2 separate regions of the Homo sapiens genome follow, and region 1 is linked to region 2. Evidence: read pairs that join two places in POLR2A ChIA-PET (ENCODE). Cell type or tissue: HepG2. All regions are shown on one strand. Links, peaks and the distances in the headings refer to the core of each region. The heading gives the core; the rest is flanking DNA.

The links. ChIA-PET counts read pairs that join two places held together with the same protein. Peaks named below come from ENCODE experiments on the same cell type or tissue, not always from the same donor. Only the 100,000 strongest peaks of a DNase experiment are listed, where the experiment ranks them.
Region 1: POLR2A ChIA-PET joins it to region 2 with 8 read pairs; 13 of 35 experiments call an interaction of 5 or more read pairs at or near these places.

What each region holds. Positions count from the first base shown.
Region 1 is chr19:44,627,140-44,642,166 of GRCh38, forward strand. IGSF23 (immunoglobulin superfamily member 23) reads left to right here. Exons shown (of 5, transcript NM_001205280.2): 3 at 281-434; 4 at 8,262-8,326; 5 at 9,280-9,642. The coding sequence ends at 8,295. Among named protein-coding and RNA genes, the nearest start is that of PVR, 9.3 kb to the right of the region's middle. RefSeq lists an enhancer at 9,610-9,904. In HepG2, for the core only: no CTCF peak of the experiment used is centred there; a DNase peak (open chromatin) is centred at 9,732.
Region 2 is chr19:44,563,944-44,578,970 of GRCh38, forward strand. No RefSeq gene overlaps it. Among named protein-coding and RNA genes, the nearest start is that of CEACAM20, 42 kb to the left of the region's middle. RefSeq lists silencers at 3,107-3,307, 13,038-13,332 and an enhancer at 14,354-14,885. In HepG2, for the core only: a CTCF peak has its summit at 7,135 (motif pointing right); DNase peaks (open chromatin) are centred at 7,128 and 7,598; H3K4me3 peaks cover 797 bases.

The DNA of each region.
Region 1 (15,027 bases), core at 6,892-11,891, 65 kb after region 2:
CTGCCCCAGGGTGCTGGGAAGCCACAGCAGGGTTCTGAGCAGGGGAGGAACAGGGTCAGGTGTGAGCTTTAGAAAGATCCTCCTGGCTTCCATGTGGTAGGAAGGTGGATGGGTGCTGGACTAGGGCAGGAGAGCAGGGAGGAGAGGGGGCCAGAGACCTGGAGGATGGAAGAGAAGGATGGATTGAAGAGACACTTGGGAGGGGGAATGGCAGGAGGGAGGGGTGCACAGGGAGGGCGGGCAGATGGCTCCTCCAATCTCACCCCTCCTTGGTCCCCAGAACCCATCATGCAGCCCACAGAAGCAGAGCCCATGGAGCCAGACCCCACTCTGTCCCTGTCAGGAGGCTCTGCCATCGGGCTCCTTGCGGCTGGGATCCTGGGAGCCGGGGCACTGATTGCAGGCATGTGTTTCATCATCATCCAGAGCCTAAGGTACCTCTATCCCTCACCCCCGTCCACTGGGCAACATCCACTCAGCCCCCATGGGGCACAGAGCTGGCTCAACAAGGAAACAGAGATGAAACCAACACCCCCATCAGGGAGGGTGATAGCGACTCCTGAGGAGCCCATCTGACTCACTGGTTTCCAAAATGGGATCACAGCAACAAAGAGATAGAAGAGGACACTAGAGCTGGGCTGTCTGGCTTCAAGTCCCAGCTCTGTAACTTACTAGCAGTGAGGCTGTGGGCAAGCCACTCCCCTTCTCTGTGCCTCAGTTTGCCCATCTGCAAAATGGGGATGATAATAATAGCATCTGACTCTCTGGGTTGTTGGGTTGGGTTGTTGTGAGTGAATTTTTCTTTTTCTTTTTTTTTTTTTTTGAGATGGAGTCTTGTTCTGTTGCCCAGGCCGGAGTGCAGTGGTGCGATCTCGGCTCACTGCAACCTCTGCTTGCCAGGTTCAAGCAGTTCTCCTGCCTCAGCCTCCTGAGTAGCTGGGATTACAGGTGCATACCACCACGCCTGGCTAATTTTTGTATATTTAGCAGAGACAGGGTTTCGCCATGTTGGTCAGGCTGATCTCAAACTCCTGACCTCATGATCTGCCTACCTCAGCTTCCCAAAGTTTTGGGATTACAGGCATGAGCCACTGCACCCGTCCAGTGAGTGAATATTTCTAAGAAACTTAAAGCAGTGCCTGGAATGTGGTAAGTACTATGTTCGTCCTCTCTACACATATCTGCAGTGACCGCTCTGTGCCAGGCACTGAGGATACCGAGGGAAGAAACAGCAGAAAGACCCTGCCCTCATGGAACTTGCATCCTGGTCGGGGACACCATCAAGAAACACAATGAATGAGTGAAATATAGATAGTATATTGGATGGGCCAGGTGTAGTGGCTCACACCTGTAATCCCAGCACTTTGGGAGGCCGAGGTGGGTAGATCACTCGAGCCCAGGAGTTTGAAACCAGCCTGAGCAACATGACAAGACATCTTGTCATCTCTCTCAAAATATAAAAATTAGCCAGGCATGGTGGCATGCACTTATAGTCCCAGCTACTCAGGAGGCTGAGATGGGAGGATCACCTGAGCCCAAGGAAGTCTAGACTGCAGTGAGCTAGGATCATGCCACTGCACTCCACACTGGACACAGAGTGAGACCCTGAGTCAAAAAAGTAATAATAATAAATCTTTTAAAAAAGATAGTATGTTGGATGAGCGCTAAGGAGAGGAGTGAGGCTGGGAAGCAGGACAAAGATTGTGGAGTGGGGTGGCATTTAACGAGTCAGGGAAGGCCTCCCTGGGACAGTGACATTTGAACAAAGGGAGGGAGTGGGGAGCCACGTGAGGGTCTGAAGGAATGGCATATCCAGCAGAGGGAACAGCAAGTGCAAAGGCCCTGAGGCAGGATTGCCTGGCATGTTCAGGAAATAGTGAGGAGCCCAGGGTGGCCAGAGTGGTGTGAAGAATGGGCAGAGAAGTAACATGTGGGTCAGAGAGGGAGTAGGGAGGCAGGGGAAGGCAGCTAGACCCTTGCATAAGGCCTTGTAGGCTCTCTGAGCACTTGGCTTTTGCTCTGAGTGAGATGGAAGCCATGGAGGGTCTAGTGCAAGGGAAGGATGGCATCTGACTTATATTTGATCCTATATGTTGGCTAGTACTACAACGCTATTAATATCTTACCATCAGCAAGGCATGGTGGCCCACATCTGTAATCCTAGCACTTTGGAAGGCCAAGGCAGGAGGATCACTTGAGCCTAGGAGTTTGAGACCGGCCTGGGCAACATAGTGAGACCCCGTCTCTACCAAAACTAAAGTTTTTTTTTTTTAATTAGCTGAGTATGGTAGCACGTACCTATAGTCCCACCACTTGGGAAGCTGAGGTGGGAGGATTGCTTGAGCCCAGGAATTTGAGGCTGCAGCGAGCGATGATCGTGCCACCACACTCCAGCCTGCTTGACAGAGCAAGACCCTATTTCTAAAAATTAAAAAAATAATGTTTTTAAAAAACTTGATCTTACCATGTATTGAGCACCTATTATATGCTTTCTTTTTTTTTTTTTTTTTTTTGAGACGGGGTCTCACTCCATTGCCAGGCTGGAGTGCAGTGGTGCAATCTCGGCTCACTGCAACCTCCACCTTCTGGGTTGAAGTGATTCTCCTGCCTCAGCCTCCCAAGTAGCTGGGACTACAGGCGGGCACCACCATGCCCAGCCAATTTTTGTATTTTTAGTAGAGACGGAGTTTCACCATGTTGGCCAGGATGGTCTTGATCTCTTGACCTCATGATCTGCCTGCCTTGCAAAGTGCTGGGATTACAAGCATAAGCCACCAAGCATTACTCTATTTAATCTCCATAAGAGCTGGGGAGGTGAGGGGGCTGTGGTAGGGGTGAAGATCTCATTTCAGTCCAGAGAGTAGTGATCTGCCCAGGGCCCACAGCTGGAGAGAAAGGATTCAAGCCTAGACTCCTGCCTGCCACTTTGTTCTAGCTCCTGTCTACACTGCCTTTTCCACCATCAGTAACTGTACAGACCTCTGTAATCTATGTTGTGAGGAAGAGAAATCTGTAGGTGGTAGTGGTTTAGGGAGACATTGTGGACCAGCTGGGAGGAACTGGGGCCAGGTCTCCATCCATGAGTCCTGCACACAACCATCTAGGGGCAAGGGAGGGCCAGCCTGCAGCCTCGGCCACCCAGATTGCCTTCATCATTGTGGCAGCTCCGATGTCCTGGCCCCTCAGCACGTACCAGGTGCTGAAAGCCCCAACTCTCAGGGCTAGGTGCTATTATTGTCGTCATTTCCCAAGTGAGTAGAGCTAACGCTCAGAAAAGCTCATTAACTTGCCCAAGGACACACAGCGAATGAATGGCTGGCCCTGAATCAAACCCTGATCTAAGTCTACAGAGGGGAAAGGTGAGGAGTCAGGCTGGCATGAAAATCCTCACCCAGGCACCTCAAGTCCCTGCCCTCATGAGCAGGCAAGAAGGGTCACTTTCTGTCTTCCCCGCCCTTGTGGCCAAGACCTATTTAGTTGTGAGCAACAGACTCCTGGGACAAGGCCAATGGGGGCATCAGCTGGAAGGAGCTAGCCTCATCCAATCAGCTGTGACCTTGCAGATGAGGCCACGTGTCATGGACATGGCTGCCTTGACCCTCCCAGTGAGGAGGAACATTTCTCAGAAAAGAAGTGTATATGGGCTAGGCAGGAACCCCATGCATGCCTACCATGCCCACCAAGGGCCAGGAGAGATCCCCATTGTTTGTAGTTGAGGAGAGGGACCTGAAGCCAGGCTACTTATATTCACATCTCAGCTCTGCTGTACATGACCTTGTGGAATTTGGGGGAGCCCTTTAACCCCTCAGTGGCTCATCTGTAAAACAGGAATATGGCAGTGTGTGGTGCTCACAATTGTAATCCCAGCACTTTGGGAGGCTGAGGCAGGAGGATTGCTTGAGTCCAGGAGTTTGAGACCAGCCTGGGCAGCATAGCGAGACTCATGTCTCTACAAAAAAAAAAAAAGGAAAAGAAAAATTCACTGGGCATGATAACACATGCTTGTGGTTCCAGCTACTCGAAAGGCTAAGGTGGGAGGATCGTTTGAGTCTGGGAGTTCGAGGTGGCAGTGAGCCATTATTGCTCTACTGCACTCCAGCCTGGGTGACAGAGTGAGACTCTGTCTCAATAAACATTTTTTTAATTGAAAATAAAAATTAAAAACAGGCTGGGCACAGTGGCTCATGCCTGTAATCCCAGCACTTTGGGAGGCCGAGGCAGGAAGATCTCTTGAAGCTAGGAGTTCGAGACCAGCCTGGCTAACATGGTAAAACCCCATCTCTACTAAAAACACAAAAATTAACAAGGCATGGTGGTGCATGCCTGTAATCCCAGCTATTTGGGAGGCTGAGGCAGGAGAATCATGCCAAGACCAGCTCAGTCAGGGAAACTCTAACCCAGCGGTGCTAGAGGAATTAAAGACACAGAAATATAGAAGTGTGAAGTGGGAAATCAGGGGTCTCACAGCCTTCAGAGCTGAGAGCCTCAAACAGAGATTTACCCACGTATTTATTAACATTAGCATTGTTTCTATAGATTTTAGATTAACTAAAAGTATCCCTTATGGGAAGCAAAGGGATGGGCTGAAATAAAGGCATGGGTATGGCTACTTATCTGCAGCAGGAGCATGTCCTTAAGGCACAGATCACTCATGCGGTTGTTTGTGGTTTAAAAACGCCTTTAAGTGGTTTTCCGCCCTGGGTGGGCAAGGTGTTCCTTGCCCTCATTCCAGTAAACCCACAACCTTCCAGCGTGGGCGTCATGGCCATCATGAACATGTCACAGTGCCACAGAGATATTGTTCATGGTCAGTTTCGGGGCCAGTTTATGGCCAGGTTTTGCGGGGGGGCCTGTTGGTGCAATTTAAGCTAAACATCCCTTTAGGGGACCAATTAATAATGATTCCATAGGAATCGTTGTGCAGCACCTCTGCCTGTTCTGCAATGCAATCTTCCTAAACAAGTATGTTCATTTTTTCTGGCCAGGTTCAATTTTGTTACAGATAGGTTTTTGAGGGCAGTATGCCTCAATTATAGGAGGAGATTTGTTATGGTAAATACTGAGATCAGAAAGCACATGTAACTGTGTCATAGAGTGATTACATCCAGGCATTATTGCCAGCCAAGATTGATGAATATGCCTAATAAGTATAATTGTTCTCTGTGTCAGCCCTTCTTTAAGGAATACTCACGGCAATGGTGATTACCACTATCATAGCTACCATTACTCATTCTGAGTGGTTGTCCCGCTTTCCTCAGGTTTTCTTCCATCATCTGTGACAGCTTCTTGATCTGTCTCCAGCTGGGTGGCTGTGTTCGACGGGTGTTTCTCGTGACAGTTGGGGTCCTCCTCAGCATCAGCCTCGACATGGCTGCAACCGGGGGGTCCTCAGGATCCTCCCGGAGTCTCTTCCTTGGCATCTGGCTCATGCTAAAATTTCAGGTGTCTTGATGGTATCCAAATCAGCTGTTCATGTTGGCCTGGAGAAACACAAGCATAACCAACACCCCAAGTTATTATTTTACCTACTTCCCAACTTTTTGTTATTGGATCTCTCCACCAAACCAATTGTTCTGCTTCTGTCTTTGCAGCTGGTTTCTGTAGATGCTGTTCAGCTGCTGATAACATCTGGCCTTTGGGCAGGCTCAAAAAATTTAAAGTTAATAATGCTAGACTCAATTGTGTATGGGCTGTCCCATAATCCCTGTTTCTCCCTCTTTTTTGTTTTTGTCATCAGTTGTTCATCTGTATGAAATCATAACTGAGCATTTTCAATTAACTGTGTGGAATGAACCACGTATGAAGAATCAGAAATCATATTAATAGGCATATCAAAAGCAGTCAATACCTCAATTACACCTACAAGCTCCGCTTTCTGAGCTGAAGTATAGGGCGTCTGGAAAACTTTACCTTTCAAGCCAGAATAAGAAGCTGTACTATTACTAGACCCATCTGTAAAACAATGAAAATGCTTAGCAGGCTACAGTATGTAAATGCAAACCGTTCACAGTCTTGCTCAGCTAAGGGGATAGTAAAGAAACAGTCTTTTAAATCTATGACTATTAAAGGCCAGTTTTAAGTCCTCTGAAGCCTCCAGTTTCTCTTTACTCAGCGGCCACTGTTCTAAACATTTTAAAGGTATAGGTTCTGGAAGCTTAACAATGGCTGCCATCAAAAATGATATTCTAATCTTTGGCGGGAACTTTGTCTTTCCGCTTGAAGCGGTTCTTTCAAACCTTGCAAATTTTTTTCTAGTCTCATGCTAGGGACATGCCCCATTTCATGCATCATATGTTGATTTTGAAGGATATATAATTGTTCTGGAGTTAGAACTTGTGCTCCCCATTGTTGTAATAAATCTTTCCCCCACAAAGTTATAGATACAGAAGTTATAATTGGTTGAATAGTCCCAAGTTGTCCATCTGGCCCTTCAAAATGCAAAATATAGCTACTTTGATATACTTCAGGGGCTTTACCAACTCCAACTATGTTAAATTGAGTGGGTTGAATTGGCCACGTGGACGACCAGTGCTGTAGAGAAATGATTGAAATGTCCGCTCCTGTATCTGCCAAGCCTTTAAATTTCTTTCCCTGAATAGTTATTTCACAGGTGGAATGTTTATCAGTAATTTGATTTACCCAATAAGCTGCTTTGCCTTGTTTCTTTGTGCTTCCAAATCCTCCTGTTCATTTAATTTCACTTTTCCCCATTCCCACATACGGCACAATCAGGAGCTGTGCTGTGCGCTCTCCTGGCTCTGCTTTCCAGGGAACAGAAGTAGATGTAACAATTTGAATTTCCTCATTGTAATCTGAATCAATGACTCCTGTATGTGTTTGTACCCCTTTTAAACTTAAACTAGACCTTCCTAAAAGTAATCCTATTGTCCCCGCTAACAAGGGTCCACAGACTCCTGTTGGGACCTTTTACGGGGGTTCCCCAGGCAGAAGGCTCACAGCTTTTGTGCAGCATAAATCTACTGCGGCACTACCGGCTGTGGCGGGGGACAGACATTGTACGGGTGTGAGGGAATGGCCTGAGCTGGAAATGCCCCAGTTTGGAATGGGGCCCAGGACAGGCCCCTCATGGCATTTCCTGAAATCAGGTTCCCTTCTTTATCAAACTTAGAGTGACACTGATTAGCCCAGTGTTTTCCTTTTTTACATGTTGGACATATTTCAGACTCAGCAGTTTTCTTTTTTCCCCTATCTGGCAGCTGACTTGCTGATTATTTCTACATTCTTTTTTAGTATGAATAGCTTGTTTAAATTCTTTGAGTAATTTACAAGGAAAAGGCTCAAATGTAGCTATAATATTTCCCTGTTGATCTGGGGGGTGTATTCTAACAGGGAACTGCCAAGCCTCTAAATCACCTTCTCTTCTAGCTTGCTGGATTCCTGCCTGAATAGAACTGACAGCAGTCGCTCCAGGCGCTGCTCGAACAGTCACTGGGGCAACTACTTTTCGCCCAGCGTCCTCCAGAAAAGAAAGAACTGGAGGGTCAGGCCACTATTTATGGCCAGTTTTGGGGCCAGTTTATGGCCAGATTTTGGGGGGCATGTTCCCAACAGAATCTCTTGAACCTGGGAGGCGGAAGTTGCAGTAAGCCAAAATAGCGCCACTGTACTCCAGCCTGGGCAACAGAACCAGACTGTCTCCAAAAAAAAGAAAAAAGAAAAAAAAAAAAAAACCCAGGGATGTGATTATACTTCCCTCCAAAGACAGGAGTGAGGATTAAGTAAAATGGTGGGAGTCATGAGCTGTGAACAGTGCCTGGAATGTGATGAGCCTTCAATAAACCTCAGCCATGTGATGATGATGATTGTATTAGTTTGCTCCAGCTGCTGTAACAAAAATGCTACAGACCGGGGGGGCTTAAACAACAAAAATTTATTTTCTCACAGTCTGGATGCTGGAAGTCCAAGATCAAGGTGGCAGCCAGTTTGATGTCCCATAGTGCCCCTCTCCATGGCTTGCAGAAGGCCACCTTCTCACTGTGTCCTCACGTGACCTTTTCTCTATGCTCATCCCTGGGGTCTCTTCCTCTTCTTGTAAGGATACCAGTCTTATTGGATCAGGACCCCACTCTTATGATCTCATTTAACCTTACTGTGTCTGAAGAATCTATCTCCAAATATAGTCACATTGGAGGGTTAGGACTACATATTAATTTGGGGAACGGATAATAATTCAGTCGATGATTCTTATTCTCTCTCTCTCTCTCTCTCTCTCTCTGTCTCTCTCTCTCTCTCCACTGCAGGACTGACAGGCAGAGAATAGGAATATGCAGCTGAAATGTGGGCAACTCTCCTGTCAGCTGAAGAGGTAATACCAGGAAGGGTGTGAAGGAAATCCTAGGTTTGGGAACAGAAAGAAGTTCTTGGGCAGAGACTCCATATGTGATTTCCTCCCTCCTGGTTCCCTGGTCATTTGTCTGTGAGATGTTCCCCTCCTGTGGAGAGCTCCAGGAGCTGCTTTTCTCTTCTTTTGCCAACTGCCAGCACCCCATCTGCCCAGCTCATCAAATTCCTGGAAGCTGCCTAAACAAGCAGTCTATATTTCATAAACCTCTTGGGCTCCATGCAAAAGAAACTCACTGACGTAGCTCAGGAAAAAATAAAATGAACAGTTTAATATAAGGACCTATGAAATTTTTCAGCAATCCATAGGTGTGAGTCAGCATTTGCTTTGTAACAAACTGCCTCCCCAAAATTCACTGGCTTGAAACAACAGCCATTTATTTAGCTTGCAATTTCATGGGTCATCCATTTGGGCTGGGCTCAGCTGGGTAGTTCTGGTCTCTGCCAGGCTCGCTCCTGCATCTGGGGTCAGTTGACAGATTGCCCAGGGGCTGTCTGGACTAGGATAGCCTCATAGCTGGGACAACTGGCCTCTCCTTCATGTTGTCTCTCATCCTCCAGCAGGGTGACCCAAGCTTGTTCACATGGCAGAGGCAGGATTCCAAGAGTAACAGCAGAAACTTCAAGGCCCCTTAAGTCTCAAGCTCAAAATGGACATGCCATCACTTCTGCCACAGAAAGGACTTCATTGGCCAAAGTTACATGACTGGCCAAATTCAAGGGATGGGGAAGTTGACTCCACCTCTTGCTAAGAAGGGAAAAATCTGTGGCCATTTTTGCAATCTACGAAGAAATGTGGAAGTACACACAGCTCTCTCTGCCAGCCTCCCCCACACACACACTTCACCCCCACCCCAAGCCCTTACAATTCCTTTCCTCCTGCATGTGGAATTTACAGTTCTCTGTCTCTCTCTGCAGATGGGTGCTTTGTACCTCTCTATCCACGTGGAAAAAAAAACCCATCCCATAGCTTCCAAGTCTACAACATCTCTGTTCAAGGGAACAACCCAACGTAACCAGACTCCCTTTGCCCTGTTTCTGAAACACCTGAAGAAAACATCTGATGGGTTGACTCGGTGCCATCCTTGGTCCCATCGCCGTGACACGTTGTGCAAGCAAAGCATCAGAGGCTCATCCCTGTCTGTGGGAGCTCAGTGCTCAGAAAACAGGGGGGAGGTTTTACCTTGGAAATTGGCCAGACCCCAAAATATGTCTTTTACACATGCTGCTTTTTTTTTCTCTTTTTCAAAAAGAACCAAAAAATAAATTAAAACACCACCACTTCTGAATGGTTTCTCATGAAGCCTCTCTTCCTGAGAGTGGGAGAGGCATGTTTGCAAATAAGATCAACCTTTGAGCTTTGCACTGTTCAAGTTTAATACCTCTCCATAGGAGGATCCTGACAGATAGCAGGCACAGGGCACACAAGTATGGCTGAAACTCCTCTGGGGGATATATCTCACATTTGAGGAAAATTCGGTGCTTCTGTGACCAACACAGAACCACCTAACATGGCATTCTGCTTAGCAATAATAGTAGCAGAACTGAGTCCAAGTCTTGTCTGTTGAGGGCTCTCCATGTGCCAGCCACTGACTATTTACCTTACATGATTAATGTGTCATAGCAGGCCAGGCGCAGTGGCTCACACCTGTAATCCCACCACTTTGGGAGGCCAAGGCAGGTGGCTCACCTGAGGTCAGGAGTTCAAGACCAGCCTGGCCAACATAGTGAAACCCCATCTCTACTAAAAATACAAAAATTGGCCGGATGTGGGGGCACATGCCTATAATCCCAGCTACCGGGGAGGCTCAGGCAGGAGAACCACTTGAACCCAGGAGGCAGAGGTTTCAGTGAGCCGAGATCATGGCCACTGTGCTCCAGCCTGGGTGAGGGAGTGACAGTATCTCAAAAATAAAATAAAATAAGTAAGAGATGTTAGCCAGGCACGGTGACTCACGCCTGTAATCCCAGCATTTTGGGAGGCCAAGGCGGGCAGATCACCTGAGGTCAGGAATTCAAGACCAGCATGGCAACATGGTGAAACCCTGTCCCTTGTTATCACACGAATGGGGATGTGGCTTGTGTGCTGCCTAATCTTGCCTAGAACTAGGTGTACCTGCGTTCTTTTGCTTATGGCTTTACCCTTGGTTACCCTAATTCCCTATTCTCCTGCCTCAAGAGGTGACCACAGCAGCCCTGGGCCTGCCCTCCTAGGGCTTATAGTACAGTGAGGGAGACAGACCTGTTCCCAGTGATGACCCAGAGTCATCACTCTCCTCTGGGAGGCCAGGGGGGAGTCTTAATGGAGACTGGAGGATCCAGGAGGGCTTCCTGGTGAGGGAGGGGTCAGCTGTACTAGAGAACAACATTAAGATCATTAATAACAAGAGCAGCCAGATGGCCGGGCACGGTGGCTCACGCCTGTAATCCCAGCACTTTGGGAGGTGAGGCAGGCAGATCACGAGGTCAGGAGATCAAGACCATCCTGGCTAATACAGTGAAACCCTGTCTCTACTAAAAATACAAAAAATTAGCTGGCGTGGTGGCAGGAGCCTGTAGTCCCAGCTACTCGGGAGGCTGAGGCAGAAGAATGGCGTGAACCCGGGAGGTGGAGCTTGCAGTGAGCCAAGATCGTTACCACTGCACTGCAGCCTGGGCAACAGAGCGAGACTCCGTCTCAAAAAAAAAAATAAATAAATAAAAGAGCAGCCAGGTCTTCTGGTTGGAGTTGGTGTTTAAGAAAAATAAAATTTAAAAATTAAAATTTTTTTGGCCGGGCACAGTGGCTCACAGCTGTAATCCTAGCACTTTGGGAGGCCGAGGCAGATGGATTGACTGAGCTGAGCTCAGGAGTTCAAGACCAGCCTGGCCAACATGGCGAAACCTTGTCTGCTAAAAATGCAAAAAAAATTAGCCAGGCGTGGTGGTGCGGGCCTGTAATCCCAGCTACTTGGGAGGCTGAAGCATGAGAATCGCTTGAACCCGGGAGGCAGAGGTTGCAGTGAACCAAGATTGTGCCACTGTACTTCAGCCTGGGCAGCAGAGCAAGACTCTGCCAAAAATAAAAAAATTTTAAAAATTGTTTAAAGAGCAGCCACGTCTCCATAGTGGTAATTGTCAGGCATCGCACCAAAGAGCTTTAATGCGTTCTTCTCAAACAGTCCTCCCACTTCAGCCTGCCAAAGTGCTGAGATTTCAGGTTTGAGCCACTGTGCCATGCTATGCCCATTTTTCAGATAAAGAATCATAAGCCCCAGGAGACATCAATAATAATTGCTGCCATTTGTTGAGCAGTTAAATAAATAACTTTTTAGACCATATATTTCTTTTTTTTTTTTTTTTTTTTTTGAGACAGAGTCTCACTCTGTTGCCCAGACTGGAATGCAGTGGCATGACGTTGACTCACTGTAACCTCCACCTCAAGTGATTCAGCCTCCCAAGTAGCTGGGATTACAGGTGTGCACGACTACCACCCAGCTAATTTTTGTGTTTTTAGTACAGATGGGGTTTCACCATGTTGGCCAGGCTGGTCTTGAACTCCTGACCTCAAAAGTGTGGGGGAAAGAAAGAGAGATCAGACTGTTACTGTGTCTATGTAGAAAAAGGAAGACATAAGAAACTCCATTTTGATCTGTACTAAGAAAAATTCTTCTGCCTTGAGATGCTGTTAATCTGTAACCCTAGCCCCAACCCTGTGCTCGCAGAAACGTGTGCTGTATTGACTCAAGGTTTAATGGATTTAGGGCTGTGCAGGATGTGCTTTGGTAAAAATGTGTTTGCAGGCAGTATGCTTGGTAAAAGTCATTGCCATTCTCCAGTCTCAAGTAACCAGGGACACCATACACTGCGGAAGGCAGCAGGGACCTCTGCCCAAGAAAACCTGGGTATTGTCCAAGATTTCCCCCACTGAGACAGCCTGAGAGATGGCCTCGTGGGAAGGGAAAGACCTGACCGTCCCCCAGCCCGACACCCATAAAAGGTCTGTGCTGAGGAGGATTAGTGAAAGAGGAAGGCCTCTCTGCAGTTGAGATAAGAGGAGGGCATCTGTCTGCTGCTCGTCCCTGGGAATGGAATATCTCGGTGTAAAACCCGATCGTACATTCTATTTACTGAGATAGGAGAAAACTGCCTTATGGCTGGAGGTGAGACACACTGGCAGCAATACTGCTCTTTACTGCACTGAGATATTTGTGTAAAGTCAAACATAAATCTGGCCTACGTGCACATCCAGGCACAGCTCCTTTCCTTAAATTTATCTATGACACCGAGTCCTTTGCTCACGTTTTCCTGCTGACCCTCTCCCCACCATTACCCTATAGTCCTGCCACATCCCCCTCACCGAGATAGTAGGGATAGTGATCAATAAATACTGAGGGAACTCAGAGACCAGTGCCGGTGCAGGTCCTCACTTGCTGAGCACCGGTCCCCTGGGCCCACTTTTCTTCCTCTATACTTTGTCTCTGTGTCTTATTTCTTTTCTCAGTCTCTCGTCTCCACCTTGTGAGAAATACTCAGAGGTGTGGAGGGGCAGGCCCCCTTCAAAATGATCCACCCACCTCAGCCTCCCAAAGTGCTGGGATTACAGGCATGAGCCACCATGCCCAGCCACATATAACTTATTTCTAAATAACTTATTTAACTAACACCACATGATTTTATGACCCCCTATTTTATGGATGAGAAAAAAGAGGCAAGAGAAGCGATACCAGTTGCTTAGGATTCCCAGCTACCAATTAGTGGAAGCAGAATTTGAACCAAGGGAGTCTCTGGAGCCCTCGTTCCCAATCTCCTTTTCTTCCTCTCCATGTCTTTCTTTCTCCCCCTGCTCCCAGGCCTCCTACATCACACCCTTCTGGACAAAGCTTCACATCTGACATTTTCTTTTTTGGGGTGGACAGAGTCTTACTCTGTCACCGAGGCTGGAGGGCCGTGGCGCAATCATGGCTCATGGCAGCCTCAAACTCCTGGGCTTGAGGGATCCTCCAGCCTCAGCCTCCCAAGTAGCTGGGACTATGGGCATGTGCCACCACACCTGGCTAATTTTTTAATTTTTTGTAGAAATACAGGGGGTGGGGGCATATCTGAAAATTTTAAACCTTCCCTGACTGCCGTGAGCATTTCTGGGTAGAAGCCACTCCACGACCTTACTTTGCTGGCATGAGTGCTGGACAGCAATTTGGCAACATCCTCTAGACCACAAATGTGCATGGCCTTTGGCCCAGCAAATCAGCTTCTGGGAATAAATATGACAGATACTGTTACATACATGGGAAATGCCATGGACATGATGACCCAGGGAAGCACAGTTTGCAAGTACAAAAGGGCTGGAAACACCCAAAAAGCCCATCCCCTGAAGACAGTTTCAAAAATGACGGTGCATTCATGTAATGGAATAGTACACATTTGTGAATGAATGAATGAGGTAGCTCAATATATCTGCCTATGGGAAAATCACCAAGATATGTTGCTAAGTGAAAAACAGAAAGATACAGAATAATGCTACCATTTTATTTTTTAATGGGAGAGGGAAGAATAAGGAAATGGATTCATATTTGCTTAATTACACAAGCTTCCTGATGATCCTTTTGGATCCAGAAGTTTGAAAACCACAGCATCAAGAGGATGCCCATTGGGCATGGTGGCTCACGCCTGTAATCCCAGCACTTTGGGAGGCTGAGGAGGGTGGATCGCCTAAGTTCAGGAGTTCGAGACCAGCCTGGCCAACATGGTGAAACCCCATCTCTACTAAAAACACAAAAAAATTAGCTGGGTATGGTGGTGCAGGCCTGTAATTCCAGCTACTTGGGAGGCTGAGGCGCAAGAATCACTTAAGCCTGGGAGGCGGAGGCTGCCGTGAGCCGAGATCACGCCATTGCACTCCAGCTTGGGAGACAGAGCAAGACTGTCTCAAAACAAACAAACACACACAAAAAATAAGATGCCCATTGGAGATCTCCATTCACTATTTTATCAGATGATATTTCAGCACTTGAGTGAAGAAAATGTCTACAACTGGTCCAAACACTCAAGGAATTTAGACTCTTGACAGAGAAACACACAGAAGCAAGCAGATATGCCCCGAACCAAACTTGCTTTTTCTTCTAAGCCTGCTTCTTCGGAGCAGCCTCTGACCCTCCAGGGCCCTGAGAGGAGTCCCTGGAGCCACAGGAGCTTGGGAGCCCAGAGAAGTGGGGGAATCCCAGATGGTGACAGCATCATCCAGAGGAGGAACATAACGATGGCCACAGATTCCCAATTTGGAAATAACTCAGCAAAACAACACTGACAGAAAATTCAGAGATTTCCAAGAGACTAGCCTCCCTGTTTCCATTTAGAAATTCACCTACATACATCCAGGGTGAGAGACCCCAAGCATCAGATGTGTCATACACAAGCATCAGATCCAAGTTAGAGAGGGCACCCGGGGACAGAAACCTCCAAGCCAGCCAAAAGCCAAAGGAAGGATTTTACAGAAAGATACAGGAATGTGGGGCCAGGCACAGTGGCTCATGCCTGCAATCCTAGCACTTTGGGAGGCCGAGGTGGGAGGATCGCTTGCGGCCAGGAATTCAAGGCCAGCCTGAGCAACATAGCGAGATCCTATCTCTACAACAAATTTAAAAACTAGCTGGGTGTGATCACATATGCCTGTGGTCCCAACTACCC
Region 2 (15,027 bases), core at 5,331-10,330:
AAGAAGTCATTATACAAAGAAGACACTTGCACACACATGTTTATAGCAGCACAATTCCCAATTGCAAAAATGTGGAACCAACCCAAATACTCATCAATCAATGAGTAGATAAGGAAACTGTGGTATATATATATATATATATATATATGTATATATATGTATATATATATGTATATATATACGTGTATATATATATATATATATGATGGAATAATACAGAGTCATAAAAAATGAATTAATGGCATTCACAGCAACCTGGGTGGGATTGAAGACTATTATTCTAAGTGAAATAACTCAGGAATGGAAAACCAAACATCGTATGTCCTCATTGATATGTGGGAACTAAGCTATGAGGATGCAAAGGCATAAGAATGATACAATGGACTTTGGGGACTCAGGTGGGGGAAAGGTAGGAAGCGGATGAGGGATAAAATACTACAAAGTGGGTTCAGTATATACTGCTCCGGTAATGAGTCCACCAAAATCTCACAAATCACCACTAAAGAACTTATACTACCTATTCCCCAAAAACCTATGGAAATAAAAAAAGATAAGAAAAAAAAGTAAATGTGAAAATATAAGCTACAGACTAGGAGAAAATATTTGCAAATCATAAATCTAATAAAGGACACCTATCTAGACTATACAAATAACTCTCAAAACTCAACAGTAAAAACAAAACCAAACAACAATCTATATTTTTCAGTGAAATCTCTCTTCACGGTACCGCACAGTCATGATTACTGTAGCTATATAATAAATTTGGAAATCAGGGAGAGTGCTACCTCCTACTTTATTCTTTTTTTTTCAGAATTGTTTTAGTTATTCAGTTCTTTTCCTTTGCACACAATCTTCTCTTCATCGAAGAGCGATTTCACTGAAAAAGATACACAAATGGCAGATAGGCACAGGAAAAGATATTTAATCAACATCATTAGCCATTAGGGAAAAGCAAAGTAAGACCACGATAAAACATTAACTACATACCTATTACAACGACTAAACTTGAAAACAATCACAGCGACGATATGAAACACTGCCAAGGATGCAGGGACACTGCATCTCCCACACCTTGCTGATGGAGATGTAAAATGGTGCAGCCACTTGGGAAAATAGTTTGGCAATTTCTTTAAAACACTAAACAGATACTTAGCATATGACTCAGCCATTGCACCCCTGAGCATTATCCCAAAGAAATAGAAACTCAAGCCAGGCACGGTGGCTCACGCCTGAAATCCCAGCACTTTGGGAGGCCGAGGCAGCAGATCACCTGAGGTCAGGAGTTCAAGACCAGCCTGGCCAACATGACAAAACCCTGTCTCTACTAAAAATACAAAAAATTAGCCAGGCATAGTCGCAGGTGCCTGTAATGTCAGCTACTCAGGAGACTGAGGCAGGAGAATCAGTTGAATCCGGGAGGCGGAGGTTGCAGTGAGTAGAGATCGCACCACTGCACTCCAGCTTGGGTGACTGAGTGAGACTCTGTTTCAAAAAAAAAAAAAAAAAAAAAACAGATCCACACAAAATCCTATAGGTGAATGTTTATAGTAGCTTTATTTGTAATACCCAAAAAACAAAAACAGCCAAGTTGTCTTTCAATAACTGAATGATTAAACAAACTATAGTACGTGGAAAAGTGTTCAGTAATAAAAAGGAACGAACTATTGATATATAACTACATTTGACCCTTGAACAACTTGGGCTTTAACTGTGCAAGTCCACTTATAAGCAGATTTTCTTCTGTCTCTACCACCCCTGAAACAACAAAACTAACCCCTCCTCTTCCTCCTTTTCCTCTGCATGAAAACAACGGGGATGAAGACCTTCATAATGATCCACTTCCACCTAATGAATAGTAAACATATGTTCTCTTTCTTATGAGTTTAATACATTTTTCTAGCTTACTTTATTGTAAGAATACAGTATATAATACACAGAACATGCAAAATATGGCTTTCATTCAACAATAAGCTATTAGTAATTAAATTTTGGGGGACTCAAAAATTAATTTCAACTGGGCGGAGTTCAGCACCCCTAATCCCCGCATTGTGCAAGTGCCAACTGTATTTGAATGGATTTCAAGGGCATTATGCATGAGTAAAATATTGAAGTCGCTCGCAAAAGGTCACATACTGTACAATCCCATTTATATAACATCCTTGAAATGACAAAATTATAGAGATGGAAAACAACTTGGTGGCTGACAGGGGTTAGGGATGGGGGAAAAGAGGGAAGTGGGCGTGACTATGAAAAGGTGGCACCAGGGAGAACTTTGTGGCAATAAAACCGTTTTGTAACTTGATTGCAGTGGCGTTTACATGATCATGTGATCAATTGAAACTACACACACACACATTGCACCAGTATCATTCCTGATTGTGATGTTGAACTATAGTTATATAAGATGTATTCATTGGGGGAAACTGGATGAAAGGCACATGGGATCTCTCCATGATACAATTTCTTTGCAGCTTCCTGTGAATCTATAATTACTTCAAATTTTAAAAAGAAAAGCAAAATTAAAGATTTTACAAATTAAATCTGAAAGGAAATTAAGTGTTAATAATTGCCTCTTTGGGAGGTGGAAGTACATGAAATTTTTCTGTTTTGCATGCAAGTATTTTCTATAATGAACATATATGTTACTTTGTTTTTATCACAGTAATTTAAAAAAAAAAATCTTCCTCAAACCATGGTCATGAGAGGTCTACTCAGCTGCTTACATGTTCCCCTCCAGTGACGGCACAGGGGATGGCCTCTCCTAAAACAACCCTAGGAGGATGGCCTCACAGATGAGGGAAGTGGGGAGAGCAGAGCATCTCCTGGCTAGGGACCTCTGAGTTATGCAGCAAGCATCAACCATTTGCAACAAAAAAAACCATGAGAAACATACACTTATTCACAATGCTGGTAGGAATGCAAAATTGTATCATTGCAATGCAGTGGGGATGGGGAATATCTAACAATTTATGTATGGATCTGCTTTTCAAACCAGTTACCCTATTTCTAGGGAGTTCACCTGAAGAAGCACCTCTGGCAATATGAAAACACATGTCCACGAAGTTATTCATTACAACACTGTTTATCACTGCAGAATATTGGAAACCACCTACATGCCCAAGCATAGGAGAGTAGCTGAATGAATTATGGTACCTCTACACAATGGAATGCTGCTGTAACAAAAGAATGAGGAAGATCTCCATGGCCTGATAAGAAGTGCTTTGCAGGACATTCTGTCAAGCGAAAAAAGCAAATTGCAGAAGAGCATATAGAGTATGCTATCGGTTGTGTAAGAAGGAATGATGAAACATACACATAGCTATTTATCTTTACACACACACACGAAGGATAAACCAGGAAGAAATGAAGTTGGTTACCCGTAAGAGGTGAGAGGAAAATAAGGTGGAAGGAATATAGGAGGGAGTGACCCTTCTCTGAAATGTCTTTATAACGAGGTTTGACTTTTGAAAGCACGTTAATATTCTAAATGTTCAAAAAATAAAATTAAACAGGAAAACAAACTAAAGCAAATTAACCTAATTGTATTTCAAATGAATATTATAATTATACTGAAGGGGAAGGAAAGAAGGAAGGAAGGAAATGTGAGAGGGAGGGAAACAGGGAAGGAGGGGGTAATAAATGAAAGGACTAACTCTAGTAATTTACGTATATTTTACTATATACCCATAGTCTTTAACAGGGTTGGAGGATGGGAACTGCAAACAAATCCTGAATTCATTTTAGTAGAACTGTTTTTTGTAGTGGTATGGCTGATGCAATTGTAAGACTATGTTAAATATATTATACTGTTATAATGTATATAGATATATCAAATTATTATATTAAGCAAATGAGTAAATGTGTTAATGTTGGGAGCCAGTATTCTCACTGTGGAAGAAGGGACATGCAAATGGGAAAAGCAAAAAAGAACCTGGAATTAGGAGTGGTGGTGTAAATGCATGATTTCTAAAATATGCATAATTATGTGCATATATGGGCATATGTGTATGTCTGTGTGTACACATGCACACATTTTTCTAGTTCTATCCACTGAAAGAGCCTAAAAGCAAAGACACACAAGTAGCACCTAGCTCCTAGATCTTTGGTCTCTAATACCATTCCATGCTAAAAGGAAGCAGTGCTCTCCAGAGAAATGACTTATTCCCGGAGAGGAGCAGAATATGTACAACGTGAGCCCTGAATATCTTATTATGCCAGACACAGAGTGTTTTTAAAAAATCAGCATGTCCCAAGGGAGATGAAAAGGGCTCCCACTAGTCAACTTCAGAATAATTTAAGCACCCAAATATTAAGTACAGTAACAAGTTATAAACCATCAGAAAATAGAAATTAATGAGTCCTTACTGATAATAGATAATAGGTAGATGATAGATAGATAATAGGTAGATGATGATAGATAGTTTTAATTTTTAAATGGGGAAGTATATTCTTTAAAAATGGCAACACCATTAAAGATAAAGAAAGGCTGTAGAGGCCAGGCATGGTGGCTCACGCCTGTAATCCCAGCACTTTGGGAGGCTGAGGCGGGAGGATCTCTTGAGGCCAGTAGATTGAAACCAACCTGGGAAATATAGCGAGACCACATGTCAATGAAAAATAAAATTTTGGCTGGGCACGGTGGCTCATGCCTGTAATCCCAACACTTTGGGAGGCTGAGGCAGGTGGATCACCTGAGGTCGGGAGTTCAAGACCGGCCTGGCCAATGTGGCAAAACCCCGTCTCTACTAAAACTACAAAAATTAGCTGGACATGGTGGTGGGCACCCGCAATCCCAGCTACTCAGGAGGCTTAGGCAGGAGAATCTCTTGAACCCAGGAGGCAGAGGTTGCAGTGAGCCAAGATAGCACCACTACACTCCAGCCTGGGTGACAGAGCGAGACTCCATCTCAAAAAAAAAAAATTATTTGAAAAAAGAAAACTTTTACAAATTAGATGAGTGTAGTGGTGCATGCCTGTGGTCCCAGCTACTCAGGAGGCTGAGGCAGGAGGATCTCTTGAGCTCAGAAGTTGGAGGCTGCAATGTGCTGTGATCGCACCACTGCACTCCAGCCCAGCTGACAGAGCAAGACCCTATCTCTAAATTTTAAAAAAAAATTAAAAAGATGAATTTTAAACAAGAAAGACTGTGGGAAAGTTTCAGATTAAAAGAGAGTAAAGAGGACACAAAATCCAGTATCTGACTAGAGACTGGATCCTGTACTGGATGGGGGAATAGGCTATAAAGGATTTTATTGTGCCAATTGACAAAGTTGGAATATGGATGATAGAGCACATAAAAGTATTTTATCCCTGGACATTTATGAAGGTGATAACTGTGGGTATGTAAGAGAATATCTCTGTTCTTAGGAAATACATACTGATGTATTTAGGGGTAAAGAGCCATGAAGTTTGTAATTTACTATCAAATGGAGGGAAGGAAGGAGAGAGGGAGGGGGAGACAGAAGGGGGAGAGAGAGCACAAATGATAAAGTAAATGAGAACAAATATTAACACTAGGTGAATCTGAATAAAGGGCATACGGGTGTTCTTTGTACTCTTTATTTTTGCAACTTTTTTAAATTTGAAATTATTTCCAAATAAACTGTTTCAAAATGTTATTATAGAAAAAACAAAGTAGCCCTCAGAAAATGTTTTTCCCCTAAACTCCCATCAACCACTTGGGAGTGCTCACTTCCCACACCCTTGGCAACATTGATTAGAATCACACTTGAAAAGTTTTAACAGGCTTATGAGTAAGGGACTGCCTTTATTACTAGTGAGATTGAACATCTTTTCATATCATGATTGACCTTTTATATTTCTTCCTCTGCAAACTGATTATCCAAATCTTTCTCCTGTTTTTTTCTATTGAAGTATTTTTTCTTATTGATTTGTAGAAACTCTTTATATATTGTATATATTATACAAGGATTTTATGTGATAATTACTTAAAAGGATTAGCACAGGGAAGGATACAGAATAATTACTCAGAAGAAGGATGATTTGAGCATTGTTACTTTAATAATGAGGTGGGGGTGGTAATATTTAAATACTTAAATGTAAATAACACTGTAACGTAGTACTCAAGAACATGGGCTTTAGGGTTAAGCAGAGACTGGGTTCAAATCCCAGCTCCATGGGTGCCACTGGCCATGTTGTTACGCTCCCTGAGCCTCAGCTCCCCTACTCATAAATCTTATCTAAAAGTTGTAATGAAGAGCCCATGACATTCTATCTGCAAAGGATATACAATACTTAGTACACAGAAAGCACTTTCTAAATGCTATTATTAATTTTGCTACCAGAGAGCCTCCCTGCTGCTTCCCAAGGGTAATCCTTACCAGAGACAAGTAGCATAGCATGATGGCAACTGTTTTCACCAGAAGAGATGAGATGCAGGGTGTAGATGCCATTGTCAGATGCACGCACATCAATAATGATCAGGGAGCCATCAGCTCTGCCTGTTTCCCTGCCAGTGTGGGCTGGTCCTAGGGTGTAGCCATGGCTGAAGAAGTTAAAATTGAGGATCCGGGTAACCTGATTGGTGGTTGCTCCTCGGAGCCAATTGTAGGAGATGAGATTCTGAGGGATCCCCTGGACAGACAGGGTGACGTTGCCCCCTCGACGGCCCAGGGAGGGATGGATGTGATCGTCAGCTGAGCAGACACCTGCTTCTTGCAGAGGCTCAGGAAGAAGGCAAAGGGAGGAAGCAAAGAGCACTATCACAGAGGCCACTTAGCAGCATTCGACAGTAGACTCAGCCACTGCTAGAGTCTCACTCATCGGAGTTAAACTGTGGGAGTGGGAAGAGCATGTGCAAAGGCCCTGAGGCAGGAGGAAGATCATTGTTTTTGAGGGAAAAGCAGGGAAGCCAGTGTGGTTGGAGTTGAGTAAGTGAAAATGAAAGAGGTAAGAGATAAAGTCAGAGAGGTAAGAGAGACAGATCACACTTACAACTGGCATTGACATTTTTGGCAAGACAATTATTCATCTTGTGGATCCGTCCTGTGCATTGCAAGGAGTTTTTAACACCACTTGCTCTCCCTACTACAACAGCAGCAGCTCCTTCCAGGCATTGAGACAACCAGAGAACATTCCCACACATTGTCAAATACCCGCTAGGGGGCAGTATTAGCTCTGGTTTGGAACATCATGCAGGCTCTTGCAGATAATTATACGAGTTTTTTTGTTTTTGTTTTAGTTTTTGTTTTTGTTTTTTTGCCACAGAGTCTCGCTCTGTCACTCAGGCTGGAGTGTGCCAGCTTGATCATGGTTTACTGCAACCTCCGCCTCCCGGGTTCAAGTGATTGTCGTGCCTCAGCCTCCCGAGTAGCTGGGACCACAGGCATGCGCCACCATGCCCAGCTAATGTTTATATTTTTTTTGTAGAGTCAGGGTTTTGCCACGTTGACCAGACTGGTCTTGAACTCCTGGGCTCAAGTGATCCTTGTGCCTTGGCTTCCCAAAGTGCTGGGATTATAGGCATGAGCCACCGCACCAGCCTGTAAGGACTTTTCGTTGTATTCTGAGGGAGTCAGAGAACCACTGGAGAGTTTTGAGTTAAAGATTAACACGATGTACCTTATATTCTGATCATTCTGGCTGCAGATTGCATTGATTTTGGAGCTCAAGGGTAGAGTTGCAACATTGCTCAGCTCCACGAAGTGAGCTGCCATTCACATTGTAGTTAATGCAAATGCTACTTCCAGCAACTGTGCAGTGCACAACCCATACAGCTATATGTGGTGACCCCAGGCAAGGCAGAAGCAGGAGACACCATTTAGGAGGTGACTGCAACAATCCAGGTGAGAGATATCAGTGGGGAAGAAAATCAGAAATTATGATCCGTAACTGTTACCTGCAAGACAGAGCCATGTCCAAAGCCCACCACCTCTGCAGGGACCTTCCAAGGGGCCAGCCCTGTTTCTTTGATGCCTCACCAGTCTAGCTGTCCTTCTGCCTCCTCCCAGCTGGAGGCCAGGCCTAGGGGAAGTTCAATAGTGTCTGAAAAGCCCCGCCCTCTATAGGGTCTTTGGTTTTACCTCCTCTCAGAAGACAGCCCATCAGTACTGCTCCCTGGATCCCACTCCCATTCACCCCAGATTCCACACTGAGAGTTTGGGGCAGGGTCCACTGGCACCAGTTTGGGTCTTACCAATTCTACAGATTCCTCCAGGCTCTGCCATCACAGAAGGTCCAGCCCCAGTGCTGCTTTGGCCAGAAAGAATGCTTGGCACTGCATTTGCTGACAAGGAGTGTGGCCTGTGTTTATCCCAGAGGTGGGTGAGGCAGCCTCTGCTGGTTCCAGAGGTCCCCTCTGCCACCTGAGGCGCCAGCCATGCAGTGCTGGTCCTAGGTGGGGTTACAGAGGTATTGACACCAGCCTGGTCTCTGGGTTAATTTTTGTTAAGGGCCTGCGACCCAGTGTGGAGGGGTTGATATTGCGCAGCCTTGAAGGACGTGGACATGAGCTTATCAGAACAAGTGATAGCAAGATAAAAGATCAAAGTAGGCTCTTTGCCTCAGATTCTGCATGGCAGCAATTTCCACCAGCAGGGTCCAAAGACCCAAAATGAACAAGGAAAGCAACCTCCTGAAGGGACACTTGGTAATCACCTTGATCTTTGGTTTTCAAAGTCTGCAGTCCACTTGGAAAGCAAGGTACAGGGGCAGAGAGAGTTGACAAATATGTACTGCTTGATGAATATGGAAGAAACAAAGAAAACAGAAGTTTGAAAACCACCGACCTAGAATTTTTAAATGACGACACCCAGTGCTAGCGATCTCTGGAGAACAGTTTTGCAAGATGCATCCAAAAACATACACATGTACACTCTCTTTGACCCCACCGTTCCTCTTACATTTATCTTAAGATAATCATTATAGATATGTGAACATATTTACTTCTGGGATAATCATGACAGCATTGTTTATAGCAGGAAATAAAGTGGAAACAACATATATTCTGTCTGCAGAGAAACAGAAGCAATCTATTCTCTCTCTCTGTGTGTATATATACGTGTGTGTGTGTGTGTGTGTGTGTGTGTAAAATACAACAACAAAACTGTTCACCAATGATCAGGTGCTGTCCTGTTACATGGTGAACGCATTTTATCTTTCCCACAGTCCTAGAAGTTAGATACAACTATCATCATCTCCATTTATCATATGGAGAAGTTGAGACACAGAATCACTGGCCCAAAGTCACATGGATGATAAGAGGCAGAACCAGGATTTGAACCTTTGCAGGCTGGATCCACTGTTCATGGTCCTTCCCATTCCACTGTTTTACCTCTCAAATTTGGAAACATTATTCTACCTGCCAGTTGTTCAGCAGTTACTATCGCCAGGCATACACTGAATTATCTCAGTTAATTCTCACTCCATGAAGCAGGATCTCTTGCTGTCCCCATTTTATAGATAGAAAAACTGACGCTCAGAGAAGAAGAGTCATTTGTTCAAGTCATACAGTTAGTAAATGACAGAGCCAGTTACGCTGCAAGTTACCCAGATTTCAAGGATAAGCGGTATGTAGTAAAAATACATCATGCTATGAGAATTAGAGATGTTCTTCTGAAGATCTGATGTTTCATCTGTGATCTAAAGGATGGGTCAGAATTAAGTAGACAAAGACAGTGAGGAAGAGTGTAATGACTGGAGCTCCAGCAGCCATTCTGAATGACGAACTGACTTAAGGAAGGAAGCTATGTCTGATATAATGGAACAGAAACATAGAAGGAGCTTGCGTGGAACAGGAATCAAAAGAAATTAAAGACTGTCTAAGCAAAAACTCAGTTGTATGTAAGAAAACCCAATTCCCCTTGAGGAAGAGAAACAGCTGGAGTCCTTTAAAATTAACTGCCTGTTTTTCTGTCTGTGGCTAGTGAGCCTTATCGCTCCCTTTCCCAGGCATTGTGAAGACTCTTTCTCTAGCTGTGCAGCTGCAAGGTCATTAGACAGATAATCTCAAGTCGTAAAACATATTATTCCTTGAAAAGTAAGAAATAATGTAATGCATGTCTTAACTGAATAACTGTTTTTAATTCTTGCTTCTGTAATACGCTTCCCCCTGCACAGAACTCCCCCCACCCCACGAAATGCTTAAAAGGTAGCTTGACTCTTTGTTCGGGGCTCAGTCCTTTGGATGTTAATCTGACTGGGTCGGTGCACCTAAATAATTAAATAATTCCTCCTCAACCCCTTGGTCCCTCTGATTCCTTAATTATCCCACAGCATGGGTACCTGGTGACCATGAAGTCACCAGACCACACTGAGATGTCTGTATCAGTTACTTATCACCATGTAACAAACCTCTCTAAAACCTAGGAACTTCGAGAGACAGACAAAAATGCACAAGACTTGTTGTGGCCTGGGCTCAGGACTGCCACTTTATTATTTCTACCTCATTGTTTTGGTCAAAGCAAGTCATGAGGTCAACCAAGATTCAAGGGTACAGGAAAACAGGCTCCACCTGTTTGTGGGAGAAGCTGTAAAGTCACATTACAAGGTGCTTCGATACAGAGAGTAGAGAATCGGAGCCGTGTCTGTGATCAACCAACCACAACTTATTTTACATGAGAGAGAACTACACTCCTTTATTAACTAAACCACTGTTATTTGAGTTTCTATTTTATGCAGCTGAACCAAATCCCCACCTGACATAAAGAGTGTTGCAAATGGAGAGAAGAGTGTAAGCAAAGGCCCGGTGGTGGGAGGCTCATGACACTTCAAATCACTGAAATAAGTGAGGGGGTGGATTTCGGGGTGAGAAGATAAAGTCAGGCAACTGCTGCCCACCAGCACGGTGTTTCCTGCTCTTCCCAAGAGAGACTCACACATTTGACAACAGTTGTTACCCACGCATCAGGTGGGTTCAGACACTTGGCAGGTATCAACCCAATGACTGCAACCAAAGAGGATTTAGCATGGGGATTTTATTACTTGCAACAAGTAAAGAGCACACTAGGGATAGTTCCCAAAGCAGTAACCTCTCTGAGCTGGGGTGCCGCGGACCTATTGGACTGAACAAAGTGGGGCAAACATGGGAATAAAAGACAAGAGACAAAGAAGTATATTTGGAAGAAAGGGTCAGGGGGCACCTTGCCTCTAGTGGACAAGCGCCCTGAGCTTTACACGGCCCTCCATATTTATTAGGCAAAAGAGATAGTGAGAAAGTGGGGAGTGATTGTCGAGTAATTGTCAGTCGGGCGTTTGGTTCACAGCAGGCTTTCGAGATTGCATCCTTTGAGCAATAGGCGCTAATATTCTCAGTAGATAACTTCAAGGAGCCCGGAGCCCGGGAATGATGTCCCTCAGCAAACCTTTTGGTGGCAGGGCAGTGTGAGTTTGCCCACATCCTGCATTCATGATAAACAGTTTGTTATTTGATCATATAGCCTCCAGCGGAATGCTGAGTTGGTCACGATCCCTTTGGCCTTTTCGGCTCCCAACACTGGGGGCAGGGTCAGGATTTTTATAAGCATAGGGTAAGGAGGCATGATGTGATTGGATCTTGCAATGAGGTGATGCCAGGAGGCATGATCTGACTGGATCCTGCCATGATGGGGTGATGCCAGGGCTTGATCTGATTGGCTCCTGGATCCTGCCATGTTATGTCTGCTTCTTAATTCTGTCCCTGCTCCTTGGTCCAAATGCTTAGGTTCCCCTGTGGTTGCGTACTTGGTTCACCTGGGCATGCTCAGTTTATGTGACCTGAGGGTCCATGGCAACCTAAAAACAACTTACAACTTTGTTACATAAAAGTTGAACCAGATTGTACTGCTACATAATCACACTGTAACTCCTGGAGCAGGATCTGGTTCAACCTGCATTTATTAAACACATGATGGGTGGTGGATCTAATGCTGCAGGAGTTAGGGATGAAGGCGGGGTTCCAAGTGTTAAGAATTTCCTGGCCGGGCGCAGTGGCTCACGCCTGTAATTCCAGCACTTTGGGAGGTGGAGGCAGGCAGATCATGAGGTCAGGAGATCAAGACCATCCTGGCTAACACGGTGAAACCCTGTCTCTACTAAAAATACAAAAAATTCGCCGGGTGTGGTGGCACGGCACGCGCCTGTAGTCCCAGCTACTCAGGAGGCTGAGGCAGGAGAGTTACTTGAACCCAGGAGGTGGAGGTTGCAGTGAGCTGAGATTGTGCCACTGCACTCCAGCCTGGGCAACAGAGCAAGACTCCGTCTCAAAAGAAAAAAAGAATTTCCGGCTGGGCGTGGTGGCTCATGCCTGTAATCCCAGCACTTTGGGAGGCCGAGGTGGGCGGATCACGAGGTCAGGAGTTCGGAACCAATCTGACCAACATGGTGAAACCCCGTCTCTACTAAAAATACAAAAATTAGCCAGGCATGGTGGTGCATGCCTGTAATCCCAGCTACTCAGGAGGCTGAGGCAGCAGAATCGCTTGAATCCAGGAGGCGTAGGTTGCGGTAAGCCGAGATCGCGCCACTGCACTCCAGCCTGGGTGACAGAGCGAGACTCCGTCTCAAAAGAAAAAAAAAAAAAAAGATGATCATGATGGTTTAGGGGGTTGAATGGTGGCCCCCTAAAAAAAATATGTCCACCCAGGACCTGAGAATATGGCCTTATTTGGAAAGGGATCCTCGTGATGTAATTAAGTTAAAGATCTTGAGATGAAGTCATGCTGGATTGTCCAGCTATGCCCTAAATCCAATGACAAAGTGTTGTTATAAGAGAGAGAAGAGGAAGGCCGGGCAAGGTGGCTCATGCCTGTAATCCCAGCACTTTGGAAGGCAGAGATGGGCAGATCACCTGAGGTCAGGAGTTTGAGATCAGCCTGGCCAACATGGCAAAACCCTGTCTCTACTAAAAATACAAAAATTAGCCAGGCATGGTGGCAGGTGCCTGTAATCCCAGCTACTCGGGAGGCTGAGGCAGGAGAATCGCTTGAACCCAGGAGATGGAGGTTGCAGTGAACCGAGATTGCGCCACTGCACTCCAGCCTTGCAACAGAGTGAGACTCCATCTCAAAAAAAAAAAAAAAAAAGACAGAGAGAGAGAGAAGTGGAGAAGACACGGATACACAGATACACAGAGGATAAGGCCATGTGAACACTGGGGCAGGGACTGGACTGATGCAGCCATCAGCTGAATAACACCTGGGGCCACCAGAAGCTGGAAGTGTCAAGGGAGGTTCCTCCTAGAACCTGCAGAGGGAGCTCGGCCTATGCACACCTTGATTTCAACTTCTGCCCTCTGGAGCAGTGAGAGAATAAAATGCTGTTGTTTTAGGTTAACAAGTTTGTAGTATGAGGTTGGTACAAAAGTAATTGCAGATTTTGCCATTACTTTTGCACCAACCTAAATAATTTGCCAAAACCACCGCTGGAAACTAGTATGGATGGTAACAGAAACGTGTCTGTGGGACCAGATAGTGTAATAGGCTGTTCAGGAGGGGAGGTGATGAGCTTCCTGTCACTTCAGGGTTAAGGATGGGGACCTTCTCAGGAAGTCTTGTTTTCTAATTGAGATTTCTTCCCCATCAGAAGCATCTCAAACCTAAAAGACATTAGGAGTTGCCTCTGTTACATGTCGAATCCACAAACCAGTCTCTTCCCTTCTTACCTCCCCTCCTTCCCAACTGGTATCTTCCCTGCACACCCCTCCAGGCCCCTCTTCCTCAAACACCATTGTCCCCAGGACTTCAATGTCTACCCTCCCCTTGGAAACCTTTAGTAATATAAAATCACCAAAGCATCTTAAAACAATAATGCCCAGTGTGGGCAAGGATGTTCAGAAATGGGCACTCTCATGTACATTTCATGGCAGGCTACATTGCCACAATAATTTCGAAGGGCAATTTTATGCCATGTATCAAGAATTAAAATCTGACTTAGCTATTTTATTTTCAGGAATTCAGCCTGAGAAAATAACCTGTGATGTGCAAAATAAATTTATACACATGACCCTTCCTGATCTATCCATTGGCCCTGTCCCCAGTCCTGTCTTTTGCTGATCACTTGCTTGAACAGCACATGCCATTCAGATTAAATCCACATCATGGAGAATGTGCACTGTTTTTCTTTCCTCTGGGCTTTTTACATTTGTAAATTCCTGCCCTCCCCTTGCCAATTAACTCCTGCTCTTCCTTCCAGGATAAATTCAGATGTCACCTCCTCCAAGAAGCTTCTTGGCCTCCTGGGAGCAGATTGGGTACCTCCTCAGGGTCCCTAAGTGCCCTCCCTTATTGCTCAAAAGGCAATGCTATGGGGTGATTAACAGGGAAGATTCCAGAGCCAGTCTCTGATTCTAACACCTGCTTTACATGGCTATGTGACTCTGTGACTCTGGGCAATTTACCCACATCTCTGGCTATTCTCTCTCTCTCTCTCTCTCTCTCTCTCTCTCTCTCTCTCTCTCCTTCTCTCTCTCTCTCTCTCTGTCTTTTGAGACAGAGTCTCACTCTGTTGCCCAGGCTGGAGTGCAGTGGTGTGATCTCGGCTCACTGCAGCCTCCGCCCCCCAGGTTCAAGTGATTCTCGTGCCTCAGCCTACCAAGTAGCTGGAACTATGGGTGCACACCACCACACTCGGCTAATTTTTTGTATTCTTAGTAGAGACAAGGTTCACCATGTTGGCCAGACTAGTCTCGAACTCCTGACCTGAGGTGATCTGCCCACCTCAGCCTCCCAAAGTGCTGGGATTACAGGCTCGAGCCACCATACCTGGCCTGTTTTCTCTTAAACACTTATTAATCGTTTGCTGTGTGCCGGGAACTGTTCTGTGTGCTTTACAAATGGCAATTCATTGAACCTCCCAACAACCCTGTGAGGCAGGGGTTAGAGCTACCCATTTTGCAGATGAGGAGACTGAGGCCTTGAGAGTTTAAATGGCTTGTTGAAGTTCACACAGTGCAAATTGCAGAGCCAAATCTGAATCCATGGCATCGGCGACTATACGGTGCTGCCTCTGGGCCTCCATCCTCATCTGGAAAATGGGGCCCATAGTAACAGTGTCATATCGTTTGGATGTTTGTCCCCTCCAAATCTCATGTTG